Linked DNA regions of Homo sapiens: region 2 is linked to region 1. A link is an interaction called in ENCODE POLR2A ChIA-PET data of the cell type or tissue named here. Cell type or tissue: GM12878. All regions are shown on one strand.

Region 1 (8,000 bases):
TACACCAGAAGTATATATATGATATAAAATTTGATGTAAAATATATTGAAATGTAAACTGTTTTTCTCTGGTTGGTGGAAGCACACTCAATGTTTTTTTTCTTTTTGCTCATCTGTATTTTATAACTATCAATAGGGAACTTGTATTATTTTTATAGTGAAAGATTTTCACTTGAAATATTTTTAGATGTTTCTGAGTCTCTCTTGGCAGCCAGAGCCAAACAGAAGATTACGGTTAGTTAGCTCTTTGGGTGCCATTCTTCCTGGCTTTGAGTTATTTAAAAGAAAGAAAGCAAAAGCAAAAAATTAGGTGGAGTTAGGTGTTGTAAAACGGCATCACTTCTTTCAGGCAGGCTCTTTCTTGATAGGCCCTGAATAACAAGCAATTTGCACTTCTATTCTTGGAGGGGCCCTCGATTGCTTGTACTGCCTGTGTCCAGTTGGAGGCTAACCTAGCTGGTGATGGCTGTGCTTCTGCAGGCAGAAAACATTGTGCTGTTAGAGCTGGACATGCCCAGCCGGACCACCAGAGACTATGAGGGTCCAGCCATTGCCCCCAAGGTCCAGGCTGCATTGGATGCGGCTCTGCAGGATGAAGATGAGATACAGGTGGATGCATCATCATTTGAAAGCACTGCAAATAAGAAATCCAAGGCCAGGTGAGTGGCTTTGATGACGTGTGTTTAAACAGAACATGTTTGAACAAGGACAAACCAAAGCAAGAATGCTTGTTTATCATGGAATACTTTGCAGAACACACTAGAAAATATTGCCATATTACTCCTATGTTTACTTATTTATTCTACAAATATTTATGGTTGAGACACTATGCTGGGTATACCGAATACCAGAATACCTAATGTCCCCAGTCCCTTACTATAAGGTGAATGTGTTCTAGTGAAATAGCAGTCAGTTCTTCTGTTCTCATGAGGTGTCCGGTAGTTCTAAGTGCTTTACAAACATTCTCTTAATGATTTCCTGTAAAAACTTAGAAGGCAAATATTATAATCAGTCCCATTTTATAGACAAGAAAACTGAAACTTAGAGAATTTGAGAAAGTAGCCATCTCTAAGGAAACCCAGCAAGTAAGGGCCAAAGCAAGAATTCAAAAATAGGTCAATCCAGATCCACAACCCAGTCTCTGGGCCTCCATGCTAAGTTTACCTCACCCATGTGGTGCAAAACTAGTAATTCTGTCTTATTACATCCTGGATTAAAAGTTGTAGGAAAACAATTGGGTGGAAAACCAAAATGGAAGAAATTCTACCTGCAAACTTAATATTTTTTTATCAATCAGGGAAGGACAGTACAGTCAAGCTTTGGTTTTAAAGAAGAACAATTGCTAAGCATCAGAGTCTCCTTCTCTCAGGTTCCACACCTCTGTTCTGAGGCCATTTTCACCATCCCCAAAGGTTCAGGCTGTGCCAGTGTAGTGGTTTTACAGTTGAACTTGTCGTTTTCAGGCCATTGAAGAATGGCCTGAAATGAAATGTTAATGACATCTGATGTGTCAGGGACAGAGATGGGGACATGTAATATAAACATGTGTTTGACTTTTGCAGGCCTAAAAGTGGAAGGAAGTCGGGATCCTCCTCCTCTTCCTCAGGAACCCCTGCATCTCAGCTTTATCCACAGTCTCGGGGGCTGGTTCCAAAGTAAAGCCAGCTTCTCCTCTCCCAGGGCGGAAACAGCATTTGCCTTCTGAGAGAAGAGACTAGCAAAAAGCTGCAGAGAGGATTCGGCCCAAACTCAGAACTGTTCCCCTGAGGAGAAGCGGTGGCCTCTTTGCAGATCAACCAACTTAATCTGGTTGAACGTGCTGTTCCTAATCTGGCACTCAGCCCCTCTGGGAAACATCTTTTAATTAGCATCTCAGAAATGCATGGGTAAGGTAAAGTGCGATAGTTCAAGTGGAAAGCAAGAGAATGACCAGTGACCTTGCTTCCTTCCCCCTTGCCTTCTTCTCCCCCTTCCCCTGTGCTCCCTTTCTCTCCTCTCTCCTTTTCTAGCCTGTTCTTTACATGGGGCTCCCTTCTTGTTGAACAATAGGGCAGAATCAGGAGTCACCTTAGCAGGACCACATCTTTGGAGCCTCGGGATAAAATGACAGTGAGGTTGAAAAGTGAAAACCCTAGAACTTGAATAGGTGCCTGTTCTTGTAGGGAGAAATGAGAAATCGCATTTGGATCCAGGCCCCAGGTGGGCACCATCAGCAGTCTTGCTTCCATGCACCTCAGTAAGAAGTGGATCTGCCTTTGGGACCTGCTCAGTGAGGAAATCTCTTCCAATTTCTGCTTCTGAATGATTCAATGTTGGGAGCAATAGAAATAACATTCCCTTTGCCTTCTCTGAGTGTTTAGGGAAATAGCTTCTTTAAAACCTCAAAACCATGACCATCCTGTCAAAGACCTAAGTCTGTAAGCTGGTGCCATGTCCATACACCATGTCACTTTACTCTTCATTTGTCACCATCTTTTCCCATGCACGCATACTCTGAACATCCTTGTGTGGGCCCATCCTCTGCATCCAGAGCATGCTCTGCAGTGGGCCTGTTTTGTGGAAGAAAGGAGGCTGTCTCTGCCTTCTCTGATGGGACTGGAGTTGAGGGAAGGAGCTGTATTGTGGCACTTCTGAATTCCCCGTTTTGTTCCATATTGGTATAGAGAGCAGAAGAGTAGCTAGGCAGATGCAGAGATGGAGACATGAGACTCAGTGCAGTGGGCAGGGAAGACATAACAGATGGAAGCAAAGGAATCCTGCCTGCCTTCAGCAGAGAATTCACCGAATCCTAGAACTGTGGCTCCCTCCAGGCAGAGCCTAAGATGCTGGTGAAGAATAGCTGTGTGATTGAATAGGCTCAAAGGAGAGTTCAGAATTCCCATTTACATATTACTAGTTTGGTTTGTAAGTTTTAGTTCCTTGTATTATTGAGATTCAGAGCTTCATTTTATGTTGGTCATTAGGTGAATATTACTCATTTTCCCTCAAGAGAAGCTCATAAGTGTGTGTGGGTGTGAGAGCACGATGGTGCCTGTGTTCTGTGAATGTGTCCATATGTGTCTGTAAGAGAGACAGAGACCAAGAACTTGCCCAATTTTAGAAATACACTAATGTGCAGTTGTTGCCTTTTGTCTGTATTGAAGGCCCATTGAATGACTAATCCAGGCTGGAAGCATTCCCATGTGGGTGTCTGAGTCCATGAGCCAAGCCTGAGGGGACAGTGAGTCTCCAGGTCTGCCACACTGGTGCACCTTGCTGGCACGGTGCCTCAGGAAGGTGGCGACTCAGGTGGGCCTTGAGTTATATTTTAACTCAGCTGCTCAGTTCCCAGGGCACATTTCTGGATCAGAACCCATGGGAAACAGGAGGTACTAAGTGCAATGTCTTAGCATTCTGCAAAATGGAGATCTGTTGTCCAGCGGCTTATCTCCTTTTTAGTAACCCTTCTTTCTGAACCCAGGGCCCTTTTCAGCCTTCCCTCATATTTTCTTGAGATCAAACTTTACTTCTTTCTTATTTACTAAGAATTTGCCTGTTTGAATAAGAACAAAACGCTAAGGTGGGTAGCCTAAGCTGATTTTCTGCTGGTTACACGTGTCTCTCACACCACATTTCCTCAAAGCTAATCTGAATTCTGTAGGCTAAAAATATTCATGTAGCAAATCTGAGAATTGAAAACTGCAGATAACCGGCCGGGTATGGTGACTCATGCCTGTAATCCTAGCACTTTGGGAGGCCGAGGTGGGTGGACCACCTGAGGTTAGGACTTCAAGACCAGCCTGGCCAACATGGTGAAACCCCATCTGTACTAAAAATACAAAAATTTGCCTGGTGTGGTGGTGCATGCCTCTAGTCCTAGCTACTCGGGAGGCTGAGGCACGAGAATCACTTGAACCTGGGAGGCGGAGGTTGCAGTGAGTCGAGATAACACTACTGCATTCCAGCCTGGGTGACAGAGTGAGACTCCCCCTCAAAAAAAAAAAAAAAAAAAAAAAAAACAGAAAGAAAGAAAAAGAAAACTGCAGATAACCCTATACATTAATACTGGTATCTCGAGGTGACTCTTCTGACCAAGGGTGGTTAAGTGACACATAGAACTTTTCTAAGAGAAGACAGACAAGTTGACAGGCATGCCTTGTACTCAGCTGTGTTCATGTGGTGGTCTGTGGAAAGAAAAGAAGACTCATTTGGAAATGAAGCTGTCCCTTTCCAAGCAGTCTCTGGTGCTTTTCTTCTCTCAAAATGGATCCGATAAATATTTGAATAGAGCAGATTGTAGAATGTCGTGCTGTCACCAGAAAGCTGCTGTTTTGGGTTCTGCATTGAGCCAAATATGTAGAGGACCTACCAAGCCCACTGAGGGACTAGGTTTTCATGTCTCTAGTCATACCTAGAATGTTCTGAGCCGTCTGAGGGCCTTCATGCCGGCAGCAGCTAGCAAAGCCAGAAAGCAAGTCTAACAGGATCTAAGATGACCATCAGGAGAAGGAGTTTGAGACTGTGTATGCAACCCCCAATAGACCCCCTTTTACTCTGATCTGGAGAATGTATCTGGCTTCATATTTTCAAGTCACATGTCTCTCAGACCCCTGGATTCAGAACCCAAGGCCACAAATCATAGGCATGAAGCACTTTCTTAAGACTGACCTAACGCTGGATTATTTCCCGTCCAATGCCTGCATGCTGCTTGAATTGCTCCACCCACACCTCCATGACCAAGGGCGCCAGAGTGCTGCAACTGGGGCGTGGGCCGCTCTCTGCTTTTCCTGTCTGACTCTGACAAGTCCTCCCTCACTGAATGTAGAATCGTTGCCAAGTTTCTGAGAAGTGTCGATTCCCTGTTAACATGGATATCAGTTCTGCCTCACATTTCCCACTTGAGGTTGAGGCGTACTGGAGACAACACCTCAGACCATCTGAACCCCATCAGTGGACGAAAATGGGGCTGTTAATATACTCTAAAAGCCATACTAAAAATGCTCTGAGGGAACTGGCTAAGAATAGTGGGCCTGGTGATTGTCTATCACGCAAGGCTTTGTTTTGTACTGTTCAGAAATCTGTCACCTTTCTGCCTGCCCTTGTTTCCTGAATGAAATGCTTCTGGGGTTATTTATGAAAGGAGTGATCCTGGGGCAGGCAGGAGGCAGTGGGCTTCATGGCTCCTTGAAGTTATTACTGATCTTGACCTTCTCTTTGGCTACCTTTAGACAAAGAATACGCCAATCAATACTTGGGGCTCTAAGTTTTACAATTGATATTTATTTGTATCATCTCTTTGTCTAGGAATGTAAAAGTGATTCTAAACTAAGATGTGTAATAAAAATCAATCAGATTTATTGTACCTACAAAAAGGTGTCCTCATAAATGACTAAGGCTTTTGAAAATGACATGCCTGTGGCTGACACACTGCCATTTTCAATAAACATTTTAACTGGGTGGGAGTGGGAAAATGAAGATTGAGTTGGGATGCTGGCATTATTTAATATAGCAACAAGGGGCAGGGTGCAGTGGCTCATGCCTGTAATCCCAGCACTTTGGGAGGCTGAGCCGGGTGGATCACTTCAGGTCAGGAGTTGGAGACGAGCCTGGCCAACATGGTGAAACCCTGTCTGTACTAAAAATACAAAATTGAGTCGGGCGTGGTGGTGCGCACCTGTCATCCCAGCTACTCGGGAGACTGAGGCAGGAGAATCGCTTGAGGCCGAGATTGCAGTAGGCCAAGATTGCACAACTGCACTTCAGCCTGGGCAACGGAGCGAGACTCCGCCTCAAAAATAAATAAGTAAATAAAAATAAATAAATAATGTAGCAACAAGGAAAAGGACACAAAATGAAGAATGATAGAGTGACAAATAAGTGTTTTTCATGTTTTTCCGTGGAGGTTCCTGAGACTGGCCTGGGCAACGGCATGAAATTTCTTTTAACTTTTGTGTTTTGTTTTAAAAATTCTTTTAAATTTACTATTATACATCATACTTTAAAATATATGTGCCTTTTTTTTTTTTTGAGACAGGGCATCATTCTGTTGCCCAGGCTGGAATGCAGTGGCGTGATCACGGTTCTCTGCAGCCTCAGCCTCACAGGCTAGTGATCTTCCCACCTCAGCCAAGACTACAGGTGTGCACCACTATACCTGGCTAATTTTTTATTTTTTGTAGAAATGGGGTCTCTCTATGTTGCCCAGGCTGATCTGTGCCTTTTTTAACACTAAAGTATTTTATGTTGTTTACCATCAGGAAAAGAAGATACAAAAAATGGGCCACACATTGTCTTTTGGATTTCCATGCTCGTAGGCCTGCTGGAGTGACCCTGGGGGGTTGTGCCCCTTAGTTGAGAAGTGGGACTGGGTGGAAGGAGCACAGACCCTGGATTCCAAGCTGGGTTTGAATTCTAGTATTGCCACCACTTACTAGCCATATGACTAGGAGGAATTTAATTGACCTCTCTGAACTTTGGGGCCTTTGTCTGTAAAGTGGAGTGATTATCCCCACTTTGAAGGGCCATTTTGAGGATCAGCGATACATTTAAAGCAGCAAGTACAGTATGGGATAGAGCAAACGTGAAAAAAATGTGGTTATTGCTGTGATAAGGCACTGTGTTTAGAAGACACCATGAACACTTTGTGTCCCGAGAAACTAGAAGTCAGTATTGGACATACCATCTTTAGAAAATCCTAAAGAAAAGCTGTTAACTGTTTAGTAATGTGTATTGAGTACCTACTATGTGTCAAGCTGTTCTAGGCACTAGATATATAGACGTAACACCAGGAACCTGCCTACATGGAACTTGCACTTTAATGGGGATGGAGGATGGGTAAATGTTAAATTAACCAAATGCACACAAATATATGATTATGAATTGTGTCAAATGTCATGAAGTTATAATAGGTTTTTGTTTTTATTTTTGTTTTGAGACGAGCTCTCGCTCTGTCACCCAGGCTGAAGTACAGTGAGTGGCGTGATCATAGCTCACTGTAGCCTCGACCTCCTGGGCTCAAACGATCCTCCTGCCTCAGTCCCCCAAGTAACGGACCAAGGTGCGAACCACCATGGCTGACTAATTTTTTAAAATTTTTTATAGAGATAGGATTTTGTCATTTTGCCCAGGATGGTCTTGAACTTATGGGCTCAAGTGATGCTCCTGCCTCAGCTTCCCAAAGTGCTGGAATTATATGTGTGAGCCACCCTGTGTGGCCAATATAATAGAATATTATAAAAGGAGAGTGGAGACCTAATTTAGATGGGGTGGGTAAAGTAGGAAAGGGCTCTTTGAAGAAATGACAGTTACAGTGAGATCTAGAGGACAGGAGTTAGCTGGGCAAGGAGGAGGGAAGGGCATTTGTGAAGGGATGGGGGAACAGTGTTTGCGAGGGTTTTGCAGAACAAACTCAAATTTCACAAGAAGGTATCTGCAGTCCCTTTTTACCCTCACTAGAGGGTAGCATGGAGAACTGTAGAAAAGATTACAGTCTAGGACTTTAAAGATAGCAACAAAAAATGTAAAGAGCACAAAGGGGACAGTGGCCTGTGCGACTCGGGCAAACGTTTCATAATTGTGTTTCTTCATAAGACGCTTTCAAACTATGTGTAATGTCTGTTTACTCCCCACCCTTCCAAAAAGAGTTAAGAAACAGCTTGGCTTAGCCTCAGTAATTACTAGTTTAGAATAGTTCAGAATCCATTACCCAGAAAGCAAGAATTCAAAGTAGGATTTGAAGAACTGTGAGTGTGTTCTTGAAAATGACAGAATTTGCTGGGCACGGTGGCTCACGCCTGTAATCCCAGCACTTTGGGAGGCTGAGGTGGGCAGATCACCTGAGGTCAGGAGTTTGAGACCAGCCTGACCAACATGGAGAATCCCCGTCTCTACTGAAAATACAAAATTAGCCAGGCGTGGTGGAACATCCCTGTAATCCCAGCTACTCAGGAGGCTGAGGGAGGAGAATCGCTTGAACTCAGGAGGCAGAGGTTGTGGTGAGCCGAGATCGCTCCATTGCACTCC
Region 2 (8,000 bases), 290 kb before region 1:
TACAGAATTATTTCCAAGATAGAGTAAGTGAAAAAAAAAAAAAAAAGCAAAGTACAGAACAATGCACTTTGAATAGTGCTGTATTTTTGTTTAAGGAGGCGGGAAATGTCTTTTAAGTATAGAATAGTTCTGGAAGGTACACAAAACAAGTTATAGTTGTGCTTCTGAGCTGGAGGAGTGTGTGGCTATAGAATAAAGAGGGAAGGAGACTTTCTCTGCATGATGTGTCCTAAATGTTATGTCATGAATATGAATTACAGCAGAGCAATTTTTTCAAAAACCACTATTCCAGTATTGTGGTATTTACTGAACTCTATAGACACTATCTGTTTCCATATCTGTCTGACCCCTCCAACCCCACGCCTACTCTCAACACTCACGCTTACACACACACACACACATGCACACACACACACACACGCACACACACACACACACACAGAATCTTGGAAAGGGAGGCTGGTTCTGACTCATTCCTACATTCCCTGGAGCTCAGCACAGCACCAAGCACAGAGCCTCCTGCCAACAATCATATGAGTGAACTATCTTGGAAACAGATCCCCCAGCCCCAGTCCAGCCTTCAGATGACTTCTCATCAGGCGTTGACTGCAGCCTCATAAGAGATCCCAAGCCAAAACCACTAAGCTAAGTTAGTTCCACATTTCTGACCTACAGAAACTGTGTGAGATAATAAATGTTGGCCAGGTGCAGTGGCTCACACTTGTAATCCCAGCAGTTTGCGAGGCTAAGGTGGGAGGATTGCCTGAGGCCAGGAGTTCCCGACCAGCCTGGGCGACATAGTGAGACCCTGTCTTTATTTTTTTTAATAGTTACAATTTTTTAAATCTCAATCCTGCTTCTTCTGTATAATTACACAGTTTTAAGTTGCTAAATTTTGGGTAATCTGTTACACGGCAGTATATAACTAATACAATCACCAAAGGTTTGTTTTTGTTTTTGTTTGTTGTTGTTTTGTTTTTTTGTCATTGTTGTTGTTTTGTTTTTGTTTTTGAGACCATCTCGTGCTGTCATCCAGGCTGGAGTGCAATGGGGTGAACACAACTCACTGTTACCTCGACCTCCTGGGCTCAAGCAATCCTCCTGCCTTAGCCACCCATGTAGATGGGACAATAGGCATGCATCACCATGCTTGGCTAATTTTTAAATTATTATTATTATTTTTGTACAGATGGGGTCTCACTTTGTTGTGTAGGTCGGTCTCAAACTCCTGGGCTCAAGCAATCCTCCCACCTCAGACTCCCAAAGTGCTAGGATTACAGGTGTGAGCCACCCTGCCCAGGCACAATCAATAAGCCTTTATTAAGCATTTGATGTGTATCAATTCCATGGTGATTGCAAAAGAAGAAGACATGGTCCTGCCCTTAGGGGAGCAAGCCACCTGCACATTCATTCCTAGACTCATTCCTTACTTCAACCAACATTATTGAGCATTTACTATATACCTGGCTCTGTGCTTAGTGTTGACCCATAGGATGTCAGCAATTAAAATACACCATAGAGGCCTGTAGTCCCAGCTACTTGGGAGGCTGGGGTGGGAGGATCACCTGAAATCAGGAGTTCAAGGCCAGCCTGGGCAGCATAGCGAGACCTGCTCTCAAAAACAAAAATGTGTGTGTGTATATATATATATATATAGTAGGACAAGAGGGAACTTTCTAGAGTGATAAAAATGTATCTCCTAATGGGGTTTAAGTTACATAAATATATATGCATTTGTAAAAACTCAGCAAATGAACACGTAATCTTTTGCCCTTTGCCTGTAAATTTACATTAAAAGAAAATTACTGTAAACAAATATTGAAATTGAACTCCAGTTAATAATATGTGTGTTGAGGTAATTTCTTTAAAATGCATCTTAAAAGATGAATTGATAGACAGATAGATGAACAAACATGGTTAAAGCAAGTAAAATGTCAATGGTAGAATGTAAGTGGTGAGAGTAGGTATTTTGTCGCCAAAGTCTTTAAATTTTGCTGTGTATTTGGACATTTTCATAATAAAATGTTCAGAAGGAGCAACACTTGATAACCATATATTCCAATTCCCTCATTTATTATCATTATTTTAGTTCCATAAATAAAAACAATGCATTCTAGTTAAGAAAGAAAAAAACAGCGAGAGAAACATCACACACCAGGGCCTGTTGGGGGATGGGGGGAAAGGGGAGGGAGAGCATTAGGACAAATACCTAATGCATGTGGGGCTTAAAACCTAGATGACAGGTTGATGGGTGCAGCAAACCACCACGGCACATGTATACCTATGCAACAAACCTGCACGTTCTGCAAATGTATCCCAGAATTTAAAGTAAAAAGAAAGAAAGAAAAAAAAAAACATAGAAAAACACTTCCCCACCACCAATTCCAATGTTCCTTTCCTCTTCAGTGACAACCTCTGCTTCTTGTTGGCTGTTTAGCTTCCAGACTTTTATCTACGCATTTACATACATGTAGAGGTAAACACAAAACCATGTTATTATTTTAAAAAGGAATGTACTCTGCGATTCTGAAAGAATGTCTTGGGGATCTCTCCATGTTAATTCATGCACATCACCCCAGTTTCAAATTGCTGAGTAAGGATGTGTCTTCCTCTTTGAGATTCAGGCTCAGAGAAGAGTTTGTCAGACACACACAGCAAGTTAGAAGAGCTGGGACTCCAACCTACTCTCCTAGTCCCAGGCCTGGGCGCACCCTGCTTGAGCATGTCCACCACTGAATGAGGGGCAGGGCCACGCCCAGGCCCTTTTTTTCTGCAGAATACAGTGGGCAGGTCCAGCCCTGCCCCTGGGAGAAGACCAGCCTGGGCTTGGGTGCACCGGACCCAGGAGGAAGTCCACAAAGCGCTTCCTCTTTTCTTAGCCTCCAGAGACACTGGGGGAAGAGAAGGGGGTGTTGTGAAACTGAACAGTCCCCCAACCCCCCTGGGGGGACCCGTCAGCTGGGGGTGGCCATGCAGCTGGGGGCAGAAAAACAATTTCATGGACTCCCCCAGCACTGCCCCCGCCCCACCCCCGTCCCCACCCAGTCTCACCCCGCCCCTGAGCAGGAGGTCTGCTGCCTCTAGGATGGTACTTGGGGTAGGTAAGCTTGGAAGGCATCCATAGGCCAGCCTTGTACAGTCTTGCCCGAGTCCTACATGAGCTGGCCCCAGTGCCTATCAGCTGCTGCCGCCACTTCCAGCCTCCTCTTCCAAATATGGTATCTGCCTGGGGCTTCAGGCACCAACAACATGGAAATGTTTGCAGTTCCTCAAACAGGTCAGACTGTTTCCCTCTCAAGCCTTTGTCAGGTTGTCCCTTCTGTCTGGAACACCCTTTGCCCTGATCTTCCTCTGGCATCCATTAAGCCTCAACTCATGTCACTTTTTTTTTTTTTTAAGGCAGGTCTCACTCCATTGCCCAGTCTGGAGTGCAGTGGCGCGATCTCAGCTCACTGCAACCTCTGCCTGCAGGATTCAAGCAATTCTCCTGCCTCAGCTTCCCGAGTAACTGGGATTACAGGTGCCCGCCATCACGCCTGGCTAATTTTTAGTAGAGACAGGATTTCGCCATGTTGTCCAGGCTAGTCTCTAACTCCTGATGTCAGGTGATCCACCCACTTCGGCCTCCCAAAGTGCTGGGATTACAGGCATGAGCCACTGTGCCTGGCCCATATCACCTTTTTCAAGAAGTCCTTGCTGCACTCAGTGTCCTTCCTACTTGGTCCTACAATATCATGGGCCTATCTCTCTCTCTCTCTCTAGCAGCATTTTCCACTCTGTATCTAAGTTATTGGTTAAATGATTGTCTCCATAATTGGATTGAAAGTTGCTTGAGGGCCAAAACGCTCTCATCCATTTTTGTGCTCCCAGACCTTGGCAGAAATGCACATGGTAGGCCCTTAATCGTATTAATGGAATTAATCAAAGAACGAAGGGTTTAGATGCCAGCACTGTCACTATCACTCACTGGCTGTTCCTAAACTCTGAGCTTCAGTTTCTTCCTCTGTAAAATGGGCATGTGAATAGTATCTGCACGGAATTTGCAATATAGTAGAGGAGACAGAGAATCAACAGGTGAACATACAAATATGTAACATAGTGCCTGGTGGCGACAAATTCTCTGGAGAAAAATAAGGCCGAGTGGGAGTTAAAGAAGACTGGAGGAGGGAGGAGCTTTCTAAGGGGGTCAGGGACCCCCTAGGGGCTGTTGGGCGTTTCTCAAGGGTTAGTCTCCTCTGATTTTCATTTGACCTTTTTGGGAAAGGTGGGGAGCAGTGAGCTCCTGCCTGGGAGGGTGTAGCTATGAAATAAACGCTGGCTACTTTACAAATAAAAGGGGAAATGGTTGAGCTCTGAAATAATGATTGTGGCTCTCTTTCCCATCCTTCAACATGTTTTGAATATAGAACAATCAACAGTGATCCCAAAGAATTTGAAATATGAAATGCAAATGCCCTCTGGAAATAGGAAAATACATTTTTGAAAGAGCCAACCTCTGACCCACTGTAAAGCGAAGCTTACATTGTGTTCTAGCTCCTGCCCTCCTTCCAGGACAGAGCCCTGGGTCCCTTTCTGCATTCTGCATCTCTCTCTATACTCCTCAACTTCCTGGGCACGATTACTGCATTTTGTGTAACGGTTACAAACACAGCTGTCAGAGGCACACTGGAGGCATGTCCATGTGGGTTCTTCAAATCCCAGCTCTGGCACTTATTGGCTGTGTGACCTTGGGCAATTGCCTTTACCTGTCTGAGCAACCCTTTTATAGTCATCCCTATTTATAAGACAGAAAATGAGATAATGTAAGTGAGGGCAACCACCTGGTGCAGGAGGTACTCTTATTCTACTATGCAGGGGAGGAAACGGGCAGAGAGAACCTGCCCAAAGTCACAGCTAGCGAGAGGCGGTCAGTCCAGCCTCTGTGCCTTTGCTCCCACGCTCTTCCACCCCTGGCCCCAGAGTCAAGTGCACACTCAGAACACCTTTCTTGACTTTTCATCCTCTAAAAATCCCAGCCAGCATCAATTCTATCTCATCCATGAAGTCTCTGATTGTATTTTCAGTTGACTTTACTTGATTTTGTATAGCTAATACATTTAAATAGTTCAACATTCAAGAGTACAAAAGATACTATGCAGTTCCCCTCCCTGGAAGAAACCACTGGGGCTGTTTGCTATGTGTGCCCTTCTTCACTTGGCCCAGCCATATGCTAGTGTGTTTGTTCTATTATTCTGCACAAATAGTGAAATACAATAGAAGCTGTTGGACGCCTCAATTTCTTCCCTATTTACAGCTATATTTTTGCATTGTTCTCTATTAGTACATAAGGGGCTTCCTCCTTCTTTTGTAAAAAGCATTTTTATTGAATTATAAATTTACGTACTATACAATTCACCTGTTTAACTTTTACAATGCAATGGTTTTTAGTATGTTCAAATGTTGTGCAACTGTCACCACAATCAATTTTAGAACATTTTCATTACCCACCCACCAAAACCACCCTGTACCTATTAGCAGTCACTTCTTATTTCTCCTCAGCTCCCAGCCCAATGCAACCAATAATCTCCTTTCTTTTTCTTTTAAGTAGAGATGGAGGTCTCAGCATGATGCCCAAGCTGGTCTTGAACTCCTGGGTTCAAGTGATCCTCCTACCTCAGCCTCCAGAGTGGCTGGGACTACAGGCATATGCCACTGTGCCCAACCTCTTTTCTGTTTCTATAGATTTGCCTGTTCTGGACCTTTCATATAAATTGAATTTTATAATATGTGGTATTTTATGATCAGCTGTTTTCATTTAGCATAATGTTTTCAAGGTCCGTCCATATCATAGCCTGTATCAGTACTTCATACCTCTTTATTGCCAAATAATATTTCATTGGGTGGATATGCCACATTTATCCATTGAGGGACATTGAAGTTGTTTCCACTGTTTGGCTGTTATGAATAATGCTGGTATGAAGATTTTATGTACAGATCTTTGTGTAGACATATATTTTCAGATTTCTTGGGTATATACCTGGGCGTGGGATTGCTGGGTCATAAGGTAATTCTATGTGTAACTTTTTGATGAACTGCCAGACTGTTTCCCAAAGCAGCTGCTCCTTTTACATTTCCACCATCATTGTATGAGGTGGAATCTCTCCATATTCTCAGCAACAATTGTTATTATCTGTCTTTTTAAATTATAGCAGTTCTAATGGATGTGAAGTGGAATCTCATTGTGGAATTGATTTGCATTTCTCTAATAACTAATGATATTAAGCACCTTTCCATGTGCTTATTGGCCATTTGTATAGCTTCTTTGGAGAACTATCTATTCAGATCTCTTGCCCACTTTTAAGTTGTGGATTTTTAAATTATTGAGCCATCCTATGTATATATTCAGGACCCCAGTCCCTTTTCAGATCTGTGATTTGCAAATATTTCCTCCCATTCTGTGGGTTGTCTTTACATTTTCAGGATAGTATCACTTGCAGCACAAGTTTTCAATTTCAGTGAAGTCCAATTTATCTATTTTTTCCTTTTGTCACTTGTATCACATCTAAGAAGAATTTGCCTAGCCCAAGGTCATGAAAATTTACTTCTGTGTTTTCTTCTAAGAGTTTTACAGCATGGGTAACATAGCGAAACCCCTTCTCTACCAAAAATACAAAAAATTAGCCGGAGTGGTGGTGTGCGCCTGTGATCCCAACTGCTCAGGAGGCTGAGGTGGGAGGATCACTTGAGCCTGGGAAGTGGAGGTTGTAGTGGCCAAGATCGCGCCACTGCACTCCAACTGGGTGACAAAGTGAAACCCCATCACACACACACACACACACACACACACACACACACACACAAAGAGTTTTATAGTTTTTGTTCATACACTTAGATCTACGATCCATTTTGGGATCCAACTTCATTCTTTTGCACGTGAATATTGAGTTGTTCTAGCACCATTTGTTGAAAATACTGTTTTCTTCCATTATTGAATTGTTTTGGCACTCTTTTTGAAAATCAATTGGCCTTAAATGTGAGGGTTCATTTCTCAACTCTCAATTCTGTCCCATTGACCTATATTTCTATTCTTATGCCAATACCACACTGTCTTGATTACTGTAACTTTGTAGTAAGTTTTGGAAATCAGGAAGTGTTAGTTCTGCAACTTTGTTGTTCTTTTCAAGATTATTTTGGCTGTTCTAGGTCCCTTGCATTTCCATATGAATTTTAGGACCAACTTGTTTATTCCTGCCACCCCCCCCCAAAAAAAAGGCAACTGGGGTTTTGATAGGGATAGTATTGATCAGTTTGGGGAGTACTATCATCAACACTATTAAGTTTTCCAATCCATGAACATGAGATGTCTCTCTCAACCCATGGGATGATTTTATTTAGGTCTTAAGTTTCTTTCAAGGATGTTTTCTTGCTTTCAGAGTATATTGTACTACTTTTGTTAAATTTATTCCTAAGTATTTTATTCTTCTGGTGATATTATAAATAAAATTGTTTTCTTAATTTCATGTTCAGATTGTTTATTACTAGTGTATAGAGATACATTTTTTTTTAAATACAGTGTTTCGCTCTTGTGGCCCAGGCTGGAGTGCAATGGCGCAATCTCGGCTCACTGCAACCTCCACCTCCCGGGTTCAAGTGATTCTCCTGCCTCAGCCTCCTGAGTAGCTGGGATTACAGGCGCCCGCCACCACACCCAGCTAATTTTTGTACTTTTAGTAAAGACAGGGTTTCACCACCGTGCCCAGGTACAGTTGGTTGTTATATATCCTTATTATTTTTGACAACTGCTTAGTATTCAATTATTTTATTAAGATTTATTTTCCCACGTCCCAAATCATGGGCATTTAGGTTATTTTCTGTCTTTTCCTAGTAAAAGAAGTGCTGCGATGATTCTCCTGTACATACTATGAATTCTTTTAGGCATTCTGATGTTTTCTCTCTCTGAGCTCCTTTAGTCGTCAGCTGCTACCACTCTGACCCAAGCTCCCATCATCTTGCCCTTGGAT

What was found. ChIA-PET counts read pairs that join two places held together with the same protein. Peaks named below come from ENCODE experiments on the same cell type or tissue, not always from the same donor. Only the 100,000 strongest peaks of a DNase experiment are listed, where the experiment ranks them.
Region 2: POLR2A ChIA-PET joins it to region 1 with 6 read pairs; 1 of 35 experiments calls an interaction of 5 or more read pairs at or near these places.

What each region holds. Positions count from the first base shown.
Region 1 is chr20:32,329,662-32,337,661 of GRCh38, forward strand. KIF3B (kinesin family member 3B) reads left to right here. Exons shown (of 9, transcript NM_004798.4): 8 at 480-658; 9 at 1,562-5,350. The coding sequence ends at 1,658. Among named protein-coding and RNA genes, the nearest start is that of ASXL1, 25 kb to the right of the region's middle. RefSeq lists an enhancer at 4,616-4,675. In GM12878, a CTCF peak has its summit at 7,426 (motif pointing right); DNase peaks (open chromatin) are centred at 3,640 and 4,007; H3K27ac peaks cover 3,536 bases.
Region 2 is chr20:32,037,603-32,045,602 of GRCh38, forward strand. No RefSeq gene overlaps it. Among named protein-coding and RNA genes, the nearest start is that of HCK, 11 kb to the right of the region's middle. RefSeq lists an enhancer at 496-565 and a silencer at 2,909-3,088. In GM12878, no CTCF peak of the experiment used is centred here; no DNase peak of the experiment used is centred here; H3K4me3 peaks cover 648 bases; H3K27ac peaks cover 584 bases.